Linked DNA regions of Homo sapiens: region 1 is linked to region 2. Evidence: chromatin loops called from intact Hi-C (ENCODE). Cell type or tissue: heart left ventricle. All regions are shown on one strand. Each heading gives the region's core, and the rest is flanking DNA. Links, peaks and the distances in the headings are about the cores only.

The links. Hi-C counts contacts between places; a loop is a spot of excess contacts. Peaks named below come from ENCODE experiments on the same cell type or tissue, not always from the same donor. Only the 100,000 strongest peaks of a DNase experiment are listed, where the experiment ranks them.
Region 1: a loop joins it to region 2, with 2.5 times the contacts of the local background. A loop is called at or near these places in 23 of 110 quality-filtered maps.

Annotation. Positions count from the first base shown.
Region 1 is chr16:29,871,227-29,874,120 of GRCh38, reverse strand. It overlaps SEZ6L2 (seizure related 6 homolog like 2), which reads left to right. Exons shown (of 18, transcript NM_001243332.2): 13 at 392-583; 14 at 690-881; 15 at 1,378-1,416; 16 at 1,595-1,712; 17 at 1,838-1,934; 18 at 2,393-2,894. The coding sequence ends at 2,422. Among named protein-coding and RNA genes, the nearest start is that of CDIPT, 9.4 kb to the right of the region's middle. In heart left ventricle, for the core only: no CTCF peak of the experiment used is centred there; no DNase peak of the experiment used is centred there.
Region 2 is chr16:30,023,841-30,026,734 of GRCh38, reverse strand. C16orf92 (chromosome 16 open reading frame 92) reads right to left here. Exons shown (of 4, transcript NM_001109659.2): 2 at 2,850-2,894; 3 at 2,649-2,736; 4 at 2,031-2,529. The coding sequence ends at 2,508. It overlaps TLCD3B (TLC domain containing 3B), which reads left to right. Exons shown (of 5, transcript NM_031478.6): 3 at 1-126; 4 at 914-1,009; 5 at 1,268-2,308. The coding sequence ends at 1,552. Among named protein-coding and RNA genes, the nearest start is that of C16orf92, 2.1 kb to the right of the region's middle. In heart left ventricle, for the core only: no CTCF peak of the experiment used is centred there; a DNase peak (open chromatin) is centred at 1,714; H3K27me3 peaks cover 1,246 bases.

The sequences.
Region 1 (2,894 bases), core at 235-2,734, 150 kb after region 2:
GCATTTTAAGTTTTTCCAATTCATGCTCTCTTCCTTCTGAGGAATTGGTGGGAAGTGCGTGTGTGTGCAGAGGTGTTCAGAGGAAACAGCCTGAGGCTCAGGCCTCTCCCAGCCCTAAGCTTCTGGGAGATTTTCTTTTATTTTTTTTAGACTGGGTCTCACTCTGTCACCCAGGCTGGAGTGCAGTAGCGTGGTCACCATTCACTGCAGCCTCGACCTGCTGGGTTCGAGCGATCATCCCGCCTCCAACTCCTGAGTAGCTGGAACCACAGGAGTGCGCCACCACTCCTGGCTAATTTTTCAATTTTTTGTAGAGATGGGGTCTCTCTGTGTTGCCCAGGCTGATCTTTGAAGGCCCTCGCTCCCCCTGACCTTGTTCTTCTGCCACCAGTCATGACTTGTGCTGACCCTGGCGAGATTGCCAACGGGCACCGCACCGCCTCGGACGCCGGCTTCCCCGTTGGCTCCCACGTCCAGTACCGCTGCCTGCCAGGGTACAGCCTCGAGGGGGCAGCCATGCTCACCTGCTACAGCCGGGACACAGGCACACCCAAGTGGAGCGATAGGGTCCCCAAATGCGCCTGTGAGTCTGGGGCACACCCTGGGAGGGTGGCTGGGTAGCCCTGGGAGAGCCCGTCTGCCCCGTGCACAGTAGTGCAGCTGGCACGTGACTGGCATGCTCCCCGCAGTGAAGTACGAGCCGTGCCTGAACCCGGGGGTTCCCGAGAATGGCTACCAGACGCTGTACAAGCACCACTACCAGGCGGGCGAGTCTCTGCGCTTCTTCTGCTATGAGGGCTTTGAGCTTATCGGCGAGGTCACCATCACCTGTGTGCCCGGCCACCCCTCCCAGTGGACCAGCCAGCCCCCACTCTGCAAAGGTGCCTGGCCAGACAGGGCAGGAGGGGCACACCAGTGTCCGGGAAGTGACAGGGCTGGGAGAGTCAGGTAGCACATTTGAGACCAATGGGCGACCCCACAGAGCTCCCGGTTCTCCTCCTGTGGCCTCGTGTCCTCACGGGTGTGTCCAGAAGCCCTGGGTCGTGTGAGGTCATGGGATTGGCTCAGGGGTGTAGTAGAGGGGGCCTTGGCTTGGAAGTCCCTTGCTCTGAATAGGCCTCAGTTTCCCTATCGCTGACAAGTTCTAGTTTGGCTCAGACTGTCCAGGAACCCTGACTTTTTAGGGGTCTGGAGAAAGAGGACAAAGGCCCTGTGCTGGTCACTCCTCTCTCTTCCCCACAAAGGGAGAAAGTTGAGGTTGAGCAGAGGGCAGAGAGAACCAGGCTGTCCAGCCCAGCCCCACCGGGCTCCCGGCCCCTCCCAGCCTCCTCCCCTCCCTGGCTCAGACCCCATCCCCTCCCCCTCCTCTCCCTGCAGTTGCCTATGAGGAGCTCCTGGACAACCGAAAACTGGAAGGTCAGTGAGAGCACAGGTGGAGACCCAGGCTGGCCAGGTTGGGAGGGCAAGGCAGAGGCTGGGGCAGGAGGCCAGGCCTTGGAGGGATGAAGCCCAGGGTTTGAGGCCCAGGGCAGGAGGCTGGGAGAGCCCAGGACCGGGCCCAGCCACAGCTCACCGGCCTCTCCTCCTCCTGTAGTGACCCAGACCACAGATCCATCACGGCAGCTGGAAGGGGGGAACCTGGCCCTGGCCATCCTGCTGCCTCTAGGCTTGGTCATTGTCCTCGGCAGTGGCGTTTACATCTACTACACCAAGTAAGTAGCCTGCTTGGGGACTGCCGGCCAGGGCAGACGTCTTGCGAGCCTGGCACTGGAGCCTGGGTCAGGGGAGCTCAGGGGCTTACCTGTTGATAAGCTCCTCTGTCCTCTCCCTTTCCCAGGCTTCAGGGAAAGTCCCTTTTCGGCTTCTCGGGCTCCCACTCCTACAGCCCCATCACCGTGGAGTCGGACTTCAGCAACCCGCTGTATGAAGCTGGGGTAAGCACCTTGCCTGCCCCTGAAGAGCCACCACTTGGCTCTCCCAGGACTCCATAACCTTCTCGCAAGGTCTCTGGAATCTCTGTCTTGGGAATTTCAAACTCAGCTGCCCCCAGAGGCCATGTCAATGAGCATAGCAAGCCATGTGTATACAATAGGGAGTGGTGAGGACTGTGGCTAAGTGGAGGACTTGTGCCCCATCTCAAGAATACGGCTCTACCCCATAGTCGAAACTGAGGCACAATTGGCAGATCTTCCAATTATTCAAGACAAGCCAGAAATTCAGATTTTTGTGTCATTTTACGACACCGTAGGATGAACCAAACACATTCACTGGCCCCCCAGCCCCTAGAGGTCAATGTTACTTTAAAACCCAGGATCGTTGCCCCTCCTCCCATTCGGCTGCCTCTTCCACCCCTATCAGACTCCAACAACTGACCTGATCTCTCTGTCTTCAGGATACGCGGGAGTATGAAGTTTCCATCTGAACCCCAAGACTACAGCTGCAGGACCCAGGACGCCCCTCCCCTCCTCATTCGGGCAGAGGGAAATACGGGACCCGGTCTCTGCCTCCTGGCTGCCCTCCTCCCTGGCTGTGTAAATAGTCTCCCTATCCCACGAGGGGGCTTTGATGGCCCTGGAGATCCTACAGTAAATAAACCAGCATCCTGCCGCCCAAAGCCGCCTCTTCTCAGTTGCCAAACGAGGGGCCTGCCCCCCGCCCTACCGGCTTTTGGATTCTGGGAGGGGAACTCTGCCTCCCTGCAAATCTTGCAGCCCCTCCTGCCCAGGGCACCCCTCAAGGACTGCCCCCGATAGCTCTACTGTTCCCTTGGCCACGAAGGTGCCCCCCTCCCAGATGCCCTGGCCCTAGGCCTGACTCCGGCCAGGAGGGTCAGAAGAAGGACAAAGGGGAGAGCTGGGACAAGGCCTTGCCCCCTTCCTGCCATCTCCCCAACC
Region 2 (2,894 bases), core at 235-2,734:
GGGGACGACGGAGCGGCCAGAGCCCCGGGCAGCACGTGGGCCATAGCGCGTGGCTACCTGCACAAGGAGTTCCTCATGGTGCTCCACCATGCCGCCATGGTGCTGGTGTGCTTCCCACTCTCAGTGGTGAGTCCCGGGGAGCTGGGCGGGCGGGGTGCGGGTGGCCTGCTCCTTGGTCCTGCTGGTGCTGGCAGGAGCCTGGGAAGCCCCGGGTCTGCGTACTGACAACCAAGCAGACCCAGCGTATTCCCAGGGAAAGCTGTGGACAGGCAGGGTTCACTGAGCACCAGCCCAGGGCACCAGGGTGTGGGGGCAGCCTGGCCCTGGGCTGGACGATGCCCGGCTGTGGCTCTTTGGATTTGTGGTTGCACGTCTCTGAGCCTCAGTTTCCTCACCTGTTACATAAGGGACACAGTCTTTCTGCAGGACCGTGAGAGGGATGCAGCCAAGTCATGCACCTGCTCCTGCACCCAGGTGTTCTTTCTCTTTTTTTTCTTTCCAAGACGGAGTCTCTCTCTGTCACTCAGGCTGGAGTGCAGTGGTGTGATCTCGGCTCACTGAAACCTCCGCCTCCTGAGTTCAAGTGATTCTCCCATCTCAGCCTCCCCAGTAGCTGGGATTACAGGTGCCCACCAACACGCCTGGCTAATTTTTTTGGTATTTTTAGTACAGACGGGGTTTCACCATGTTGGCCAGGCTGGTCTCAAACTCCTGACCTCGTGATCCACCTGCCTCAGCCTCCCAAAGTGCTGGGATTACCGGCGTGAGCCACTGCACCCAGCCCTGCACCCAGGTGTTCTGATGTTCAGAGTCAAGCATCTCCCAAAGTGACAGAGGGGAAAGAGGAAGGGCGGGGGCTGCCCAAGAACCCAGGGAGAGCCCCAGCTCCTCACCTTCCTGCCTCTGTGCCCAGGTGTGGCGACAGGGTAAGGGAGACTTCTTTCTGGGTTGCATGTTGATGGCAGAGGTCAGCACGCCCTTCGTCTGCCTTGGCAAGATCCTCATCCAGGTGAGTGAGCATGGGAGGGTGCAGGAGCCCAATGGGGAGGTCACAGGAAGGGGAGGGACCTTCAAGGTTGCTGCCAAGGGCTCTAGCCCCTTCGTCATCCCCCCCTCACCCCGTGCATTTTGAGCACCTGGTGCTTGTGTCCTGGCAAAGTGTCTGGTTTGGGAGGAGCTGCCTGCTAGGGTCGCAGGGAGGCAGGGAGAGGGCCAAGGGGGGCCGAGCCCTTCTGCTGCCGTGGCCACTGTGTCTGTGTCTCCTCAGTACAAGCAGCAGCACACACTGCTGCACAAGGTGAACGGGGCCCTGATGCTGCTCAGCTTCCTCTGCTGCCGGGTGCTGCTCTTTCCCTACCTGTACTGGGCCTACGGGCGCCATGCCGGCCTGCCCCTGCTGGCCGTGCCCCTGGCCATCCCTGCCCACGTCAACCTGGGCGCTGCGCTGCTCCTGGCCCCTCAGCTCTACTGGTTCTTCCTCATCTGCCGTGGGGCCTGCCGCCTCTTCTGGCCCCGCTCCCGGCCGCCCCCGGCCTGCCAGGCCCAGGACTGAGGCCGGGGGCCGGGACCCTCCCCCTCCCCACCCCCACCCCCGTGGAGACAGGGCTCTGGGGCTGATGGCTGGGGTTGGGAGCCAGGGTCCTCTTGCCCGGACAACCCCAGGACTGACGATGACCCCGAAAGGGAAGAGGCCCCATCTCTCGGGGACTGAGGGGGTGGAGAGAGGGGACCTCTTCCCCCTACTCTGCCCCCTTCCTGCACACCCTTGCGCTGGAGGAGGGGAGGGGGCACCGCCTCCCACCCACTGAGGGCAGGAGGGCTTGTGGGGAGGGACACCAACAGGGTTTCAAGGGGACCAGGAGTCAGAATGTGGGGAGACGCCTCTGCCAAGGCCATCCCAGCCCCTATGCTGCCATCCCCCAGGGCTCCCCATCACCCGAGAGGAGAGGACGCCCCAACTAACCCCCGCTGGCCCTCGGGCCTCCCGAGTGGCCGGCTGCAACCACGGCTCCTCTCCAGGGTAGGCCAGCTTGAGGAATCTTATTTATTTTATTTATTTACCCAAATTTGAACTAGTCTGTTGGGTTGGGGGAAGGAGGTGGCTGCTACCCCCAAGCCTTCCCAGTGCTGACAACCCCGGGGGCAGGCGAGGGCGCCCAGTCCCTCACCATCGGCTGCACATCGCGCCCTCGGGCCCTGCCATGTCCCTGGTGCTACTGACCTCTCAAGGCTTCCTCCAATCTGGGGTCGGGGGACCCTGGGAGGTGCTTTACAGACCGCTAATAAAAGACGATCTGCGTGAACGCCACCAAGGCCCTTGCCACCAAGTTCTTTGGGGCTGGGAAGGGAGGAGGTGGGGGGCTTGGGCCATGGGAAACAGAGGGGACAGGATCCCCAGCTGCTCGCTGGGCAGTCAGGGAGGAGGAAAGCAGGGAACTTTTGCTCATCAACAGGAGAGGAGGTGGGTGTGGGTGCTCAGGTTGAGTCCAGAGCCCTTGTCCGGCTCTTTAGGCCCCTTTCTGGAAGTTTCTGTGGGGCATGGAGATCAGAGGGGAGAGGTCACAGCCTGCCCCGCTAGAACTGGGGTCTTCAGCCGCTCCCAAGGAAGGTGGTGGTGGGTGGGGTTGGAGAAAGGGGGCAGGCCTTACATGTGGGTGCAGAACTGGAAAAGGAGAAAGAAGAACGCCACCACCAGCAAGCCCACCAGGATGTGATGGAAGAGCCCGGGGCTGGAACCTGCTAGACAAACAGGACCCTTAACTCCCCTCTGATGGCCCAATGAAGGGTCTGGGGCTGCTCTCCTCCAGACCCTGGCGGGGAGGGAGGTCCCTTCTCAAGCTGGTTCATACCTGAGTTAATGAACACGATGGGTTTCTCTCCAATAAACTGGGCCA